2 separate regions of the Homo sapiens genome follow, and region 1 is linked to region 2. A link is a loop called in an ENCODE intact Hi-C map of the cell type or tissue named here. Cell type or tissue: heart right ventricle. All regions are shown on one strand. Links, peaks and the distances in the headings refer to the core of each region. The heading gives the core; the rest is flanking DNA. Region 1 overlaps RNF152 (ring finger protein 152). Region 2 overlaps RNF152 (ring finger protein 152).

Evidence for each region. Peaks named below come from ENCODE experiments on the same cell type or tissue, not always from the same donor. Only the 100,000 strongest peaks of a DNase experiment are listed, where the experiment ranks them.
Region 1: a loop joins it to region 2, with 2.1 times the contacts of the local background. A loop is called at or near these places in 1 of 110 quality-filtered maps.

What each region holds. Positions count from the first base shown.
Region 1 is chr18:61,799,925-61,808,911 of GRCh38, reverse strand. RNF152 (ring finger protein 152) reads left to right here. Exons shown (of 2, transcript NM_173557.3): 2 at 1-845. Among named protein-coding and RNA genes, the nearest start is that of LINC01544, 56 kb to the right of the region's middle. In heart right ventricle, for the core only: no CTCF peak of the experiment used is centred there; no DNase peak of the experiment used is centred there.
Region 2 is chr18:61,860,259-61,869,245 of GRCh38, reverse strand. The region is part of intron 1 of RNF152 (ring finger protein 152); the gene reads left to right. Among named protein-coding and RNA genes, the nearest start is that of RNF152, 28 kb to the left of the region's middle. In heart right ventricle, for the core only: no CTCF peak of the experiment used is centred there; no DNase peak of the experiment used is centred there; H3K27ac peaks cover 1,828 bases.

The DNA.
Region 1 (8,987 bases), core at 2,131-6,130, 61 kb after region 2:
TATCACCCTATCCTATGCTCGTGGTTTGGATTGTTAGCACACTAGGCAATTTCAGAGTCCGCTCTAGAGTTGGTTGCCACGTCAGTGCAGACAGACTCTAGAATCCTCTTAACCATGGAATGCAAGGCCTGTTCCTGTGGATCTATCCTGACTTGAGTATGTCAGTACTGTTGGGAAAATGAGTTCAAGAATATTTCAGTTTATATATCCTGGTTGCCGTCATATATTTTTTCATTTCACCACTTGTTTGTGTTTGCCTCACTCAACAGTCATGGGTGTAGAAGCTGGTTTCAGCTTGGGGCTGTTACAAACTCCCTACATAAGCCATGTAGCTGCAATCCAGGGTTCCTCCCACCCTACGGCTTTAGCGGTGGGTTCTCTGGCCCTCTTGATAACAAATACTCCAGTCTAATGGCTATATTAATGCTGCTCAGAGGCTATTAACTCAAATCCTTGATGTGTTTCATTTACAATTATGTGGATTATTTATTTTAGGAGCTTTTTTTTTTTTTTTTTTTTTTTTTAAGGGCCAAATAGCCCTACAGATAAATGAGCTGCTGGGCTGTGTAGAAAATATTGTCCAAATGTTGCCAAATATTGACTTCGTAAAGGGGATATCAAGCTGCTGTTTATAAATCTGAATGTCTTAAAAGCATTCTTGCTTGCTCTCTCTGTTATAGATGGTGTCTTAGCCAGTCCTGAGTTTTCCAATGAACCCAATTTTAATATATGGTATTTTTGTATGCCAAACTGGTGTCTTGTCCTTTGTATATGTGGTAATGTTGATTTTATGACTACCGTAAAAACACATTTGCTATGATTAAAGTTCATAAAATGATTTCAAATAGACTCACGTATTGGTTTTTTCCCCCCTCCTAACCCCAGGAAAAGAAAAAAAATTGGCTGAGATTTTCATCATCAGTTATTCTAAGGATTTTAGTAGACTTGGGTGATAAAGCAGTAAGAAGATCCTGAGCCAAGGATTTTAAGTGGAGGTGACTTTCAAGTAGCTCCTCCGAGAGGCCAAAGAACACATCTTTAATGAGTAAGCCCAAGCTTGTCTTTGCAACTTGGGTTTTCTTCTGGTGGCCCTTCCTTTATCCTCCAGTGTTTAGAAATTGTGCTGCATGCCCCAGGTCCCAAGTGAACCATATACAGAACAACTTGTTGCACCGTATACAGAACAACTTCATGCAGCCCCTGTGAAGTAGGGTAGAGTGACTTGGCCTCTTGGCCCTGAGCCTGGAAAGGTGTCCTTCAATTAATGTTCTCATGAATAGGGTATTTTGGAGAGACTTTTTTGATAAAAAGCATCCTGTCTTTTGATAACTGGATCATATCAATGAATTTCAATTTAGTTTAGCAGGTACCCTACTCCTAATTAAGGGCTATCAATGACCTGATATGCATGGGTGCAGGTGTAAGCATGCTCTGGCTTTCTGGGAAATTATAAAGTAATCCCCACAGTTTTAAAAGTGAGATGTGGCCAGGCACAGTGGTTCATGCCTGTAATCCCAGCTTTTTGGAAGGCCAAGGCTGGAGGATCACTTGAGGCCAGGAGTTTGAGACCAGCCTAGGCAACTCAGTGGGACCCCTGTCTCTACAAAAATTAATGAGGAAATTAGCCAGGCATGGTGGTGCACACCTGTAGTCCTAGTTTAATCATGAGGCTGAGCCTGGAAGTCGCTTGCACCTAGGAGTTTGAGGCTACAGTGAGCCTGATTGCACCACTGCACTCCAGCCTGTGTGACAGAGTGAGACCTTGTCTCCTAAATAAATAAGAGGCATTATTGTGATTCAATACCCACTTCTTATACCAAAAAAGCAAGGAGTATTGTATTAGTCTGTATTTTTAAATGTGCAAAATTTTTTTGGCATATTTAAACTTTTCTGATCTGTGAATTTCCCTGGTTTCAAGTAGCATGGGGCAGAGGTGGGTGGGTGGGTAGGAATTTCTTTGTTAGAGTTGGTTACTCATGCTTGAACCTCTCTATCAGCTACAGAAGGACTTGATTGGAAGAAGGCAGAGAGGCATTTAAGGAAGGCATTTAGATACCCTGACTTCTCCAGGTCTTAACTCCTTCATGCCAGGAGCCAATGTATCTATAGTCTTATGTTATCAAGACTCACCTGTAGACTTGATGGGGACACAGCGAAGGAGAGGGGGTCTTGGGAAAGCCCTATAGGTGCATCTTGCCTGGGAATAGACACACTGGCAACCTCTTCAGATGACACTACTGGTGGTGGCACAGGTTTTATGCCTCTGGATGTGGGCCTGGAAGGAGAGGATGAGGCCATGCCAGCTCCAGGATCCCTGCAGAGGAGGAATGTGTGTGAGTAGCTGAAGATCAGGCAGAGGGATATGAAGGTGCAGAGAGAGAGGGTAACCAGGTCTGGCATTCACTGCATGCCATCCTCACCCTCAGGCCTTCCACAAACACAGCCCTCCAACACTCCGCCAAATTTCCTGAAATGAAAGCCCGTCTACCTGCCAATACATTATTTTTCTTAATGCTTTTGTTTTCAGAGATAATTCTTGGAAGAGAAACCCATTTTCAGTGTACACAATATAGCACTAGGCTGCGTAAATGGCAGGGGAGAAGGGGAAGGGTTTCTAGAATCAAGACTGAATATCTGCTTTTCTTTTTATAGATTTGAAAACTTTTGCACAATTTTACTTGACCCATATAATGACACAGCTGTAACTGGATTCAGTCTCTCTCACTCCCCAGAACTACTGCTCCTTGAATCCCCTCTTTACACTATTGTGTTGGCACACGCCTATTTGTTTTTATTATTTGCAAGAGTAAGTGAAGGTACAGACGTGCGTGGGGATGTGTGTGTATACACATGCATATGTGAACATTTCATGGACTCTTGGCATAGGTTTTTTTCAAGGTTAAGAGGGTGAAGATCTTAAAAGAGGGGTCAGGAAAACACTCTGGTTTGGGATTACTTCTTCTTCTTTTTTTTTTTTTTTTTGAGATGGAGTTTCACTCTTGTTGTCCAGGCTGGAGTGCAATGGTGCAATCTCAGCTGACTGCAACCTCCGCCTCCTGGGTTCAAGTGATTCTCCTGACTCAGCCTCCCAAGTAGCTGGGATTACAGGCATGCACCACCACACCTGGCTAATTTTGTATTTTTCTTAGTAGGGAGGGGATTTCTCCATGTTCGTCAGGCTGGTCTCAAACTCCTGACGTCAGGTGATCCACCCATCTTGGCCTCCCAACGTGCTGGGATTGCAGGCGTGAGCCACTGCACCCAGCTAAGAAAGGATTATTTCTATGGAATCATGAGGAAAATTAGGGAGAAGGAAAGCCCCTTCAACCTTTTGTTACTTCACTGAGGGTTTCCATGATGGCCAGTCACTATGGCTGCTGAGATGAGCAAAGTGGGAACAGTCCCTGACCGTGTAGGGGAGAAAGAGAAACTTCTTTTCTCACCCATCACAAGGTTCATGGCTGACACCCATTAATAAGAGAAATGCATAACACATTTATTTAATATAAGTTTTATGTGACATGGGAGCCTTCAGAAATAAGACCCAAAGACTGAGAAGAAATTATTTTTATGGACAGTCATGCAGAAGTATAATTGGAGGACAAAAGGATCTGATCTTATGGTAATAAACTGGGGGTTGGGGGGAACTTAGTAGGACCTGTTTGTTCAGATTCCTCCTGGCATCCCTGCATGCCATTTCTTTTCTCTGGTTATAGGGTGACACATCTGTCACATGGGGATCTTCAGGGGAGAAAGGAGGAAGAAGATCAGAGAGTGAGCTTCCTAGGTTTTAAGGTCCGCTTCAGAGAAGAAGGGGCAGGTGGAATTCTAGTTTCTATGGCCCAGTTCAAGAGAAAGAGGGTGGAGAAGGTCAGAGAGACCTTCCTGCTTTTGAAGCTTTCTCAATTTCCTTCAGCTTAAAATACTCAGTATGCCAAGTTGCCACACATTGCGGTATCATGTTCTGAACCCTGACTTCACGTGGACCTTAGAGTCTTGTAGGAAAGACAGGCATTGGTAATAAACAATGTCCAGGTCCAGTGCAGAGGTGCAGGGGATTTGAATGCATGTAACAAGGAAGACAGATGGAAGGCTTGCCTGATGGGCTTGCCTGATGGGTTTGGGGTAGGAGCAGAGTCAGAAAAGGCGTTTTGGAAAAAGTGGCTTCTAGGATAAGAGCTAAGGGATGAATTGGGATCAGTGAGGAACATTTCTGGAAACACACTCAAGAAGGGATCACAAGAGAAAAAGGAGGCATAGGGCATGGAGACTTCTCTCTGGGGTAAGTTGACTTCTCTTGTTAGCCTCCCTGCTGTTTGTACATTGTCTTGTGCCAATTACACTGCAACTGATGATGTTTCAGTGTGACATCCCAGTCCCCAGGAATATCCATTGCGATGGTCTGTATGCTGTGTCCCCCTCCAAATTCATTTGTTGAAATGCTAAACCCCAAGATAATGTGATTAGAAGGTGAGGCCTTTGGTGAGGTGATTAGGTCATGAGGGTAGGGCTGTCATGAATGGGAATGATGACCTTATAAAAGGGACCTAAGGGAGCTGCTTTGCCCCTTCCGCCATGTGAACACACAGCTAGACGTCACCATGTGTGAACCAGGAAACGGGCCCTCACCAGACACCACATCTCTCAGCACTTTGATCTTGGACTTCCCAGCTGCCAGAACCATGAGAAATAAATTTTTGCTTATAAGTCACCCAGTTTGTAGTATTTTGTTATAGCAGCCCAAACAGACTAAGATACCCAAAGAAGAGCATTTTACAAAAGCACAACTATAGGGTTGATTTTATAGGTAGATACTTTTTCATAAGACATAATACGTGGGAAACTGGCTCTGCAATGGACATTTACTTCATCATGTTCATATAACATGTAATTATTTTCTTCTGCCTATGCTCTGTGCAGAAGAAAACAATGCGTAGAATCTTTTATTCCAATATTTGTGCCACTAGTTTCTGAATTAGACAGATTCAGACTCCAATATTGCTGACACAGGCTGCAAATAAACCTCTGTCTAAGGTATAGTCTGGAAAAGGGCATTTTCCAAGCTGTGTTTTGAGATATTATTAACAGTAGGTATTTTATGAAAAATGTTTTGTGATTAAATAAGCTGGGAAAATACTAGGTTAAACAGGTTTGTTTTTTTTTTAATTGCATAACTTTTCAGAGCCTTTAATATGTAGATTAGTCAGGGTTCTTTAGAGAAACAGAACCAATTGTGTGTGTTGGGGGTGGGGGTGGGGAAGGGGAGAAAGAGAGATTTTAAGGAGTTGGCTCACAGGATTGTGGACTGTGGCAAGTCTAAAATCTGCAGGGTAGGTCATCAAGCTGGAGACCCAGGGGAAAAATAATGCTGCAGCTTGAGCCCGAAGGCAGCCTGTTGGGAGAATTACCCTTTCTTTGGGGGAGGTCAGTCTTTTTTCTCTTAAGGTCGTCAATTGATTGCATGAGGCCCACACACATAATGGAGGGCAGTCTGCTTTACTCAAAGTCTACTGATTTAAATGTTAATCGTATCTAAAAAATGTCTTCACAGCAACATTCAGAAAGGTGTTTAACCAAATATTTTAGTATTATGGTCTAACCAAATTGACACATAAAACTAACCATCACAATATGCTAAGGGGCCCTGGAAATCTCTAAAATGGGAACATAATATGTATCACTTTCTCCCAATTTATTTGAGTAAAGAATCCATCATTTGCAGAATGTCTATTGATGTCTAGCAGAACACAGTTGGGGGAATACTGGCCTTGAATGATAATTCACTATTTTGACTTACTCCTTTCGTTTCTGGTTTGAAGTGATAATCAAAGGCTGGCCCAAAGCAAACCAACCAACCAGCCTATAAATTAAGTGCTCATATTTACATAAGAAGATTGAACTATTAGCTCATGGTTTGTTTTTTATTTTAAAACAATATCATGTAAACATAAAATAACCCAATACTTATATTAGATTTACCTTGATGGTATATTGTAAGTAATTCGCAAGCTAAAATGTACTGCACGCATTACCAATGAAATTTTCTCACATGAGCAAATTATGGGGGAAATATGTATACATCTGCTTTAGCAATAAGGGTATGGATGAATCATACTTAAATGCAGTGCATACATATCAGAGTCTAGTTTTAGAAAATTATAGTCTAAAAATTTATAAATATTCATTACTACATATTATGGGGCTAAAAATAACCCACAACAAACTAAACTGATAATGATGAGCAAAACCAACAATAATTTGCTATTAAGCAAGAAGAACAGCAATTAAGAAAAACATGATCAATTCAAGACAGTACTGATAATAAGTATCCTTCCCACAAATTGTAGGAATTTCAACTATTTGCACATGCAGTAGGAGCCTAGCAATGTTGGGAAAATATTGAATTAGCAAAATACAGAATTGGAGCAATTGCTAAACTCTCTAAGCTCTGAAAACCACTCGTTTGGTTCAAAAACTGCAAAATTTAGCAAATCATCTGTAGGCAGTTATTAATGAGTTGGTCTCATTCAGGCATTTAAGAAGTTTTGGGATTGGTGGGCAACCTGTTAGTAAAACCTATTGGCCCTCCCAAGTGGGCAGAGGGCCATGCATTCAGAACCACTCCCTAGAAGATGAGGCAAACAAAAACAGGAATTTATGAACATGGGCAATACATATAAATGAGAAACAAAGCAATTTTCCATTTCATAAAACATCATTTTAATAGAAATACAATTTCATGGAATAAAATCAATAGTTATAATATTTACTTTCAAATATGCTCAGGATATAGTGAAGACAAGAACTATCCATGTTCTATAAATTTCTATCAGTTTTTATGTACTTTAAACACATGAGATCCCAATGTGCATTGGTTAAGTTTCCTATTAAATTATACCCCCTGCCCCAACCATTTAGGACAAATCACACCTTCTTTCTAGCTTTATGTCAGACAACCAAGAAACTGTCTACTTTTTTAAAAATCCCATATTGTTGCCTCATCACCCACATTTGGAAAGGTAAACTTCATTCCTATGTAAAATGTTTGTACCTCCTTAAGTTTCAGTCCAGCTTCTCCAGTCCTTCACAAAGAAGATATTGATAGTTTTGTATATTTATATGGAAATGGTTATTAATCTTACAATGACTTCTGTTTATGTAAGTGATGTTTTGCTTATAAAATATAGGATGGACTAAATAGTAAATTTTGCAGAGAAGCAGAATTAGTGAATGTGGGGTGAAATGGGGAAGACTTCCTATGAGATATTTTGAAGTCGGCACCACTGGCAGCAGAGAGCCCCCTGCTCCTGCCTGGAATGTCACTGATAGACTTCATCTATCCATTCTTGCCACTCACCACTGCATCCCACGGCACCTAGGAGAGTAATAGCTGCTCAGTAAATATTTGCTGGATGAATGAGTGTCTAAGTCATATTGTCTGCTGAGACAATTTAGTAACATTAGGCTTCAGATGCACCAACGGTTTTGGAATATTCGGCGTGGTTGGGTCTTTTTTCTTGGCAGATCTCATCATTTTCTGCACTTAGCGTCTTGCAATTGCTGTGGGGAATAGTTCGCTTTCTCTTTCCCGCCCATCAAACCCATTTTAATGAGCTGTTTCTGTTCGGCTGTCTTCCTGAAATAAAATCATTTCCTCTTCCTCAAAATGTTCGTGCTCAAGGCTGACTAGCTTGGCAACTGGGTTGTTAATCAGAATTAACTAATGTCAAGGCTCTATCCGCCCTATTACTTTGACCATCTACAGATGCTGTGCATTTTCCCCATAGTCCATTAATTTGAATACATGATTATACTCCATTCTGTTGTATCAATGATGGTGCTTGCTTGGTACGGGTTTAAGAGGCAGGGGGCAGGGCTGGGGTGAGGCAGGCAAGGCGCCTAGGGTGGAACATTTTAGGGGGCTCTCACTCCTTCAGGGGTCTCCCTTGCCTCACCCCATCTTGGCACTGGGAGGGGAAAGATTTGAGTGTGTGTGAGCATGTGTTAGTCTTGACTGTAACTAGATCAAAAGCAAGATCAGATATATATCACTGGTTTTCCCAACAGTTGCCAAAGCAGTCTTCTCTACATAGTCTTCTCTACATAGTAGGTGCTCAGTAAATACGGCATATGCCAAAGCGTAAAATAATCCAAATTACGAGGTGATACTTTATCTTCCCAGTGAGAAGACCTAACAAACAAAGCAAAATATGATTTAGGCCAGCTTGAAGGTGTAAACTTTTGTAGATGTAGTTGTGAAATGTTCACTTTAAATATAATTCACCTTCATTGTACAACAGGTTTTAAATCTTATGTTTTTCTATTTGCCTTTTTAAAATACCAATTATATCAGGTGACCTGTATAAGGATCTAAACCTAGCAGTTTCTGGCCTGGCGTGGTGCCTCACACCTGTGATCCTAGCACTTTGGGAGGCCAAGGCAGGCCGATCACCTGAGGTCAGGAATTCGAGACCAGCCTGGCCAACGTGGCGAAACCCCGTCTCCACTAAAAATACAAAAATTAGCTGGGCATGATGGTGGGTGCTTGTAATCTCAGCTATTCAGGAGGCTGAGGCAGGAGAAACACTTGAACCTGGAAGGCGGAGGTTGTAGTGAGCTGAGATGGCACCACTGCACGCCAGCCTGGGTGACAGAATGAGACTCTGTCTCAAAAAATAAAAATAAATAAAGTAAAATAAAGCTAGCAGTTTCCTCATATTACAATCAGGATAGTAATAGTAGCTGATTTAGAGGGTTGTTGTGAGGATTAAAATAATTAAGGCAAATAAAAGACTTAGGACAGTTCCTGGCATATTGGGAGGTCTCAGCAAAGCATTGCTACGTGTGTGTGCGCTCACACGTGTAGGTGTTTCTAGCCCATGTGTCTAACCCAGGTAGAACTTTGTTGTCCAAAGCATATGAACCTCATACTAGAAAGGACAATGACGATGTAAATGAGGGCTACCTCTTCCTTTCTGAGGGCGAGA
Region 2 (8,987 bases), core at 1,901-5,900:
AGTTAGCAGTTGAAATTTGAGGATAGACATTCCCTATTTCTTTGGATTTTACTAATTAGGGTTTTGTGGTCAGTGAAATGATTAAGACTGGGCTTTCCTTTAGCTCATCCTACTTAGAGAGACATGGTGAACTTAGGAAATTTTATATAACAATCGAGATTACCTCTGAGATGTTAGAATATTCTCAGAATCTCTTCTGATAACCTCAAATGCTTATAAAAACCTGTGTTCTTACAAATGGTGAATGCTTTTTAGTTACTCTCATCATGAAACTGGGAACCCTAAGAACCTCAAGTATAGGCAATTTATTGTCCATCTGATTTTAAGTCATCTATGAAGATGTGTGGATGCTGCTGGTCTTTTTGCACTGTTGCCTTTGTAATGCCTGCTCCTGACTTGACTACATGCTTCCCTGCTCTGTCTTTCTGCCACATAACTACAAGGCACACTACTGATTTATGCTTTTCATTCATTTCCTGGACATTCATTTACTTTGAAGTTCCTTCTAAAACCTGTACTTATTTTTTTTTATTTTTATTTTTTGAGACGGAGTCTTGCTTTTGTTGCCCAGGCAGGAGTGCAATGGGTGATCTTGGCTCACTGCAACCTCTGCTTCCCGGGTTCATGAGATTCTCCTGCCTCAGACTCCTGAGTAGCTGGGATTACAGGTGCCTGCCATGACGCCCGGCTAATTTTTGTAGTTTTAGTAGAGACGGGATTTTACCACGTTGGCCAGGCTGGTCTCAAACTCTTGGGTAATCCACCCGCCTTGGCCTCTCAAAGTGCTGGGATTACAGGCACGAGCCACTGCACCCGACCTAAAACCTGTACTTATTCTAATGACCTTGGTGGCTTCCCAGTGCCCTGCAGGATCAGCTGGGGGTGGCTGGGCTGGGTTTACCTCTGTCCTGTGGTCTCTGAACTGATACTGAGCAGTGTAGCTGCTCTTGAGACTTGGAATAAGCTAGGAGGAAAAGAGAAATATTGGGACATATTTTTAACATGCTTTTAAACATCCCTGAAACATAACACAGATATATGCTGTAAGTCTACAGCAACACCCGAAGGCCAACCTCTACAGTGGGTAACTTGTTCTGAATGCCTGTGCTGGCTACGAGGAAAATGACTGGAGAGAGGAGCCAGGAAAAGCCCAGCTGCACACATTACCATGAATCTCCTCAGACAGCTTTCTAAGTGAGGAGCTGGGGTATCTGAATTGCCCCTAGGAGGCTCGTTAAGTTCTAAGAAGGTGAGCAAAATTGATTTAATATATTGTTTGTGTTAGCTAGCATATTTGTTTAAGGTTAAATTTACATAATAGTAAAGTTGTATTTTTATGTGCGTTTTGTGTATTTTTATAGTACAGTGGGGGTTCCTTATAGAATTAGTGTGCACTGGACATTCGTGGCCATTTTATAGGATTTAAGAGCAGTATTTTACATTTTAAATGATTACTGTGAATTCAGTTGTTATTTTTATTTTTCCTGCTGCATTGCTGGTAATATCTAGGTTTATCTGATGCTGAGTTTATAGTCAGAATTGTATCCCAGGATGGTGAGGCCGGCGATGTGGAGAGTTCAGCCTGGTTTACATACGGTTCACCCTGGGTTGGGGGTTGCCATAACAGTTTCATCAATAGTGGGTGCTCTCCCTCCTTAAAATGAAAAAAATAAAAAACAAAACAACCAAACTCCTTTCAAATATCTCTTTGCCCCTGCTCCCCCTCCTCCCAGGAAACAACTATAAAAACCAGACTGAGCTGAAGATTCAGTTTGTCATCTCTTTTTTTTTTTTGAGATGGTGTCTCACTCTGTCGCCCAGGCTGGAGTGCAATGGCGCAGTCTCCTCTCACTGCAACCTCTGCCTCCCAGGTTCAAGTGATTCTCCTGCCTCAGCCTCCCGAGTAGCTGAGACTACAGGAGCATGCCACCATACCCAACTAATTTTCTGTATTTTTAGTAGAGATGGGGCCTCGCCATGTTGGCCAGGCTGGTCTTGAACTCCTGACCTCAATTGATCCACCTGCCTCCCGAAGTGTTGGGATTACAGGTGTGAGCCACCGCACCCGGTCCCCAATCTCTTTGTATTTGCCATGCATGGGTAACTCTTGAGTTCCCACCTCTTGCTGATTTAAAATCTGCCACAGGCTTTCTTCCTACTTCAGCTGGCGAGCATCTAGGTGTTCTCCTCTCACTTGATTGCAATGTTTGATGTTTGGTGAGAAAAAAAAATTCCTGATGTGCAGTGTTTAATAAGCCCACATAAGGCCCTTCCCATCCCTCCACCCCAGCTTATAAGGGATCTAACAGTCATTTTGGGACAAGCCCCTAAGTCTGTTTTTTTTGTGTTGTTTTGCTTTTTAAAGTTTCACTGATGATTTGCCTTAATGCATTCCTTGGTGCCAAAGCTATGGGCTGTCTTGTCATGTGCTGCTCAGCGGTGGGGACAGCGGGCAAGTAGGGGAAAGCCAGAGCTGCTGCTTTGAGGTCACACCCCCGGTGTCACCACCAATGTTGGGAGGAAGTAGTGAATGGTTGATGAAGGGATGAACATGTCACTGTAGGAGCACACAGCAGGGAGAGGAGACATGGAGGAGAAGCACAGGGAATACCATGTGCAAGTAACTGATGGAGATAGAGGGCAGATGGAGGGCATAGGTTGGATGAGGCTGGAAATGTAGCCAAGTCACCAAAGGATGCGTAGGCCCTGCTGGGGTGTGTGGCCTCACTCTTGGTACTAAGGAGCCATGGGATGGCATGATCAGGTGGCTCAAAGCACAGAAACGCGGGCGAGAGTGTGGATGTGAATCTTGTCCTCGCAGATTCTCACTCTGTAGCTTGGGGTAGTGTTTGAACATCTTTGCTGCCAGCTCCTGGTGTGTAATAAGAAGACAATGAGGGTGACTTCCTCAAGTTGTCCTGAGGATAAACGAGTCCCCGTGTATAAGGCATCTGGTGGGGAGTAGCCATCCGTGGGGCTACCTGGGCCCGACTCGCTGTCTAGAAGCAGTAGGTTGGATGGTTGGTATTGGGGAGAGATGAGAGGCAGGGAGAACCTAGTTTGCTGGGCTTTGTGATGATTTGGGCAGGGGTTACCACAGGGGGTGGGGCCCTGTGCCACTCAGCCCTCCAAATTCCCTTGGAGGTGGGAGTATATGGCCAGGAATATTCCTGCCTGTTCCTCCACGCAGACATAAGAATGAACCCAGGCAGTGGGAGGAATAGACCTGAGAGAAATTTTAGGAGGCAGAATAACCAGGGCTTGGTGAAATTTAAGAAGCCTTATATCATCTGTTGGACAACATGATGACTCTAGTGCCTGATTGTTCTAACAGGGAGATATGTAATTGACACTCAGCTGACTAGCCTTCCTTGCAAACTAAAAGAAAATAGGCATTTAAAAAAATGTTTTTGAGCAGATTTTTTGTAGGTTTCTTTGGGGATTGGGACAGCTGTCATGGGAATATTTGCCTTCAACTTAAAGTGAGTTTCCTTGGAAGTCCATTGGGCTCTATGTCTAAACTCTAATGTTCAGAAAATTCTTTTCTGAGGTACAAAGTATTAGTCCATTGTGAAACTCTCTGTGGCAACAGAGACTCTAAACTAAATTCCACAACGGGATGGAAGCTGCTAGCAGGGGATTATCTAGTACTTGGATTTAGGAAGTTTGCAAAAACAATTCAACAAAGTCTATAAAGGCAATGGGGGACAAATAGTATTGCGTTTTTTGTGCTGCCAACCAGGTTTGTCACATGGATTAGTAATTTAGATAGGAACAGCCATGAATCACTGCTTAGAGTTTTATATTTAATTTTATCCTGGAAGCAATCTCCTTTCAAATTCTCAAGCTGTAGTTATTAATGAATTAAACATTATGAAACCCAGAGAACTACTAATTCATTTTGAAATAAGTAGACATTTAAATCTGAAGAAGAAACCTTACATTTTTTCAGTAGGGTTTAATATTTTCAAGCTGACAAAATGTGGCATGGCATTTTGTAGATATGGTTTCCCCAGAATGATTATTGGTAGGTATCCAAGTATATGTGCCGGACAATTTGGCTGCAGGTTCTAGGGGTATGATATTGTGATATAATAAGAAATATATATATTTGGTTTTCATCCTCCATTTCCTGGTACTGAGCTCCTAAAACCCTTGTAATTTCCTGGGTGATAGAGGTTAGAGGAATATCTTTTGTTTTTCATCATAAACTCCTTTTTTTTTTGAGATGGAGTTTCCCTCTTGTTGCCCAAGCTGGAGTGCAATGGCACGAGCTCAGCTCACTGCAACCTCCGCCTCCTGGGTTCAAGCGATTCTCCTGCCTCAGCCTCCTGAGTAGCTGGGATTACAGGCACGCGCCACCACGCCTGGCTAATTTTTTGTATTTTTAGTAGAAACGGGGTTTCACCATGTTAGCCAGGCTGGTCTCAGACCTCAGGTGATCCACCTGCCTCGGCAGGCGTGAGCACTGTGCCCGACCATAAACTCCTTTCAACCATACCTTGGCTTATGCTAATGAGATGACTCTTGGTGGGCTCTTAGCTGGCCTCAGAGTGCCAGCTGGTCGCCAGAGGAACCAACTCTGTGATTAGAGGGTTGTGACTTTCAGCCTCATCCCAGACCTCCTGGTAGGGAAGAAGGGCGAAAGAGGGAGTTAGTCCCCAGTGGGCAATGATTTAATCGACCATGTCTACACAGCGAAGCCTCCATCAAACCCCTAAGTGACAGGGTTCTGGTCGGTGAACACTTTGAGGAGCTGGGGGAGGGTGACGCCTCCCAAGAGGTCATGGAAGCTCTGTGCACCCAATCTTGCCCTGTGTATTTCTTCCATTTGGCTGATCTGAGTTGTATCTGTTATCATAAACCAGTAATAGCCATAAACTGTTCCTGAGTTCTGCCAGCCATTCTCACAGAGTTCTGCTAGCCGTTCTCACAAGTTACTAAACCGGAGAGGGGGTTGTGAGAAACCCCACTGATAGCCAGTCAGTCAGAAGCACAGGAGGCCTGGGACTTATGCTTGGTGTCTGAAATGGGGGCAGACTTGTGGGGCTGAGCCCCTGACCTGTGGGGTCTGTGACTCCGGGTAGTTAGGGTCAAAATGGAATTGAATTCTGGGACACCCGATTGTTGTTGGAGAGTTGGAGACTTGGTTGTTGAGGTGGAAGACACCCATGTGTTTGATGTCAGAAATGTTCTATGGGTAGAAACAGATTGTGGCTGTAAGGGGCAGGAAAGATGAAGTCAGGTTCTCCTGATGTCCAATGACTGGGTGTTTTTCAGAAAGAGAAAGATTAAAATACATGGAAAAGGCAGCCGATTAGAGCGGGAGCTCACCACCCAAGTTCCTTATCATCAGTGCTGTTCAGCTTAACCCTTTCAGTCCTGTCCTTACCTTGGACACCTGCCACTCCGCCCTGGCTCTGACTTCCTTACTCTTGTCAGGTGTTGCTTTGGGGAAGAGATTTGTCCAGTCATCAGATGTCCTCGGACATTAGTGTGTAATGCCCCCACCTCTCAAGCACTCTTCGAAGCCCAGAATCAGGAAAACGCACTTTGTACAGCATGCTAGTTGAGGACAGGCCATACGGTTACACAGGATTGCTTGAAGATTGAGAAGCACAAAAGGAGACAGAATGCAAAAGCTGAAGCCTTGGCTTTTCCAGCCTGGAAAATGTGCTTAGTTTTTTCCCCAAAGATATTAACTATTTCCATGTAAAAAGTCAGTAGAAGAATCTACAGATTGTGTCTACAGTGATGTTACCTGAACAACTGAAAAAAGTCAAGGGGCTACTTTTTTTTTTTTTTTTTTTTTGAGACGGAGTCTCACTCTGTTGCCAGGCTGGAGTGCGGTGGCACGATCGCCGCTCACTGCAACCTCCACTTCCCAGGTTCAAGTGATTCTCCTGCGTCAGCCTCCCGAGTAGCTGGGACTACAGGCGTGTGTCACCACGCCTGGCTAATTTTTTTGTATTTTTAGTAGAGATGGGATTTCACTGTGTTAGCCAGGATGGTCTTGATCTCCTGACCTGCTGATCCACCTGCCTCGGCCTTCCAAATGCTGGGATTGCAGGTGTGAGCCACCGCGCCTGGCTAAGGGACTACTTTTCAAGAGCAAATGTTTTACGGGCAACACATTTGGTTTGTTTTGGACATGGATGGCTGCCAGAACCTTTGGTTAACCTGTCTTCAAAATTTTTTTAAGATAGTATTTTGGGCTGTGTGTAGGGAAAACTCTCTGTTTTTTCTTTGTTCTCACACCACAACAATCATCAGCACACAAGTAGAGACACCAGCTGAGTATCCTCTAATTCAGTTCCAACAGTGTCTACCCAGAGATAATGTCAGAGCCCACTGATTGAGGGCTCAGTCCCCAAGACTGCCCCTACCCACACACCAATGATAAGTCTGGGCCTCCTCGGAACTTCTGACCCACCAGCTTCAAGTTGGGGTCCCCAGAACCCCCGCTTTGGCTTTGATGAATTTGCTGGAGCGGCTCACAGAACTTGGTGAAACCCCTACTTATGTTTACTGGTTTATTGTAAAAGATATTGCAAAGGATACCGATGAAGAGACACGTGGGGTGAGGGGTGGGGGACAGGGTGTGGAGCTTCTATGCCCTCCGTGGGTGCCACCCTCCAGGAACCTCAGCATGTTCAGCTGTCTGGAAGCTCCTTGAACCCTGTCCGCTTGGGTTTTTTTACCGAAGCTTCATGACACTAGCATTCCTGTCCCCAGGGCACAGGGTGGGATCCCCTCATGGAGGGTCTTAAGCCCCTCAGTCAGAAATCTTCCCTCCCACCTTTTTGAAAGCCTCTTGCTCTTCACCTCTTGCTCTTGCTTTGTCAGCTGAAGTTCTTTTCAGGATGGTCATCTCCTCTCTGGGCAGTCCCTGATCCAACTGAGCCTTAGTTTCCTCGTGTGTGAAATGGGAATGAGAATTTTTGCCGCCTCCTCTGCCACACACATTGTCATGAAGATTAAATGAGGTGGTAGACATGAAAGTACTGCATCTAGTGCCTTTCTGTAAGCATAGGAGGCAGAGAGGAGATAGGGGGGTCAGGATGGAGGAGGCAGGGCTTTGTATTAACATGTAAAAAGGGAGAAAAAAGCCTCAATTCCTACCTTTTCCCACTCATGGTCCTTCCCCAGCTTAGGACCTGAATTAGAATGTCCAGCTTCTTCTGGGAAGGAAGGTTCTTCTGAGGGCCTCAGGGAGTTGTATTCATTTTTCCAATTTAACCAAGCCACTGTGTTCCTTAGTGGTATAGTTTGGGTGTCTGAGCCCTCCAAATCTCATGTTGAAATTTAATGCCCAATGTTGGAGGTCGGGGCCTAATAGGAGATGTTTAGGTCACAGGAGCAGATCCCACTTGAGTAGATGAATGTTCTGTGGGTTGGTGAGTGAGTTCTCACTCTATTAGTTTCCATGAGGGCTGGTTGTTACAAAGAGCCTGCCTCCTCACCCTTGCTTCCTCTCTCACCATGTGATCTCTGCACATGCCAGCTTCCCTTCACCTGCTGCCATAAGTGGAAGCAGCTTGAGGCCCTCGCCAAATGCCGAGTCTTGAACCTTCTGGCCAGTGGAACTGTGAGCTACATAAACCTGTTTTCTTTATAAATTACCCAACCTCATGTATTCCTATCTAGCAACACTAAATGGACTAAGACACTAAGCGTAACATGTACAGTCATGCCTCACTTGATGACAGGGATATATTTTTAGGAATGCATCTTTGGGTGATTTTGTTATGTGAACATTATGGAGTGAGTACACTTACACAAGCCTAGGTGGTGTAGCCCAGTACACATATAGGCTATACAGTACAGCCATTGCTCCAAGGCTGCAAACCTGTACAGCATATTATTATACTGAATACTGCAAGCAATTGTAACACACACAATAAGTATTTGTTTATGCAAACATGGAAGAGATACAATAAAAATATTGTATAAAAGATAAAAAAGGTACACCTGTATAGGACACTTAGCATGAATGGAGCTTGCAGGACTGGAAGTTGCTCTGAGTGATTCAGGATGTGAGTGGTGAGTGGATGTGATGGCCTAGGACATTTCTGTACACTACTGTAGACTTTACAAACACAGTACACTTAGACTACACTCAATTTATAACAAATAGTTTTCTTCAATAATAATCTTAGCTTACTGTAACTTTTTAACTTTATAAATGTCTAAATTTTGTTTAACTTTTTGACTCTTTTTTAATAACACTTAGATTAAATCACAAATATTATACAACTGTACCAAAATATTTTTCTTTATATCCTTCTTCTGTAAGCTTTTTTTATTTGTAAAATTAATTTTTTTCTTTTACCTTTTAAACATTTTTTGTTAAAAACTAAAACACAAATACACACATTAGCCTAGGGTTACACAGGGTCAGGATTGTCAATATTACTGCCTTCCACCTCCACATCTTGTCCCATTGGAAGGTCTTCAGGGTAATACACGCATGGAGCTGTTATTTCCTGTGACAGCAGTGCCTTCTTCTGGATACCTCCTGAACCACTTGCCTGGGGCATTTTACAGTTAACTTAAAAGAAATAAGTAGGAGTACACTCTAAAATACTGATAAAAATATAGTACAGTAAATGCAGAAACCAGTAACATAGTTGTTAATTATCATTATCAAGTATTGTGTACTGTACATGATTGTGTGTGCTAGACTCTTATGCAACCGGCAGCATGGTAGGTTTCTTTACACCAGCCTCACTATCAACATGTGAGTAATGCGTTGCAGTGCAACAATGCTCTGATGGCTGTATCACCAGGCAATAGGAATTTTCCAGCTCCATTATAATCTTATGGGACCAGCATCTTCTATGTGATCTGTTATTGACCGAAACGTTATGTGGTGCGTGACTGCATTTTCTCTTTGCTATTTGGTGCTGCTTCTGAATCGGGAGGGTTTTATGATTCCTCAGTTGCTTGCTTCCCCCTTAGATGAGTTTTCTAGGGCTGCCTTAACC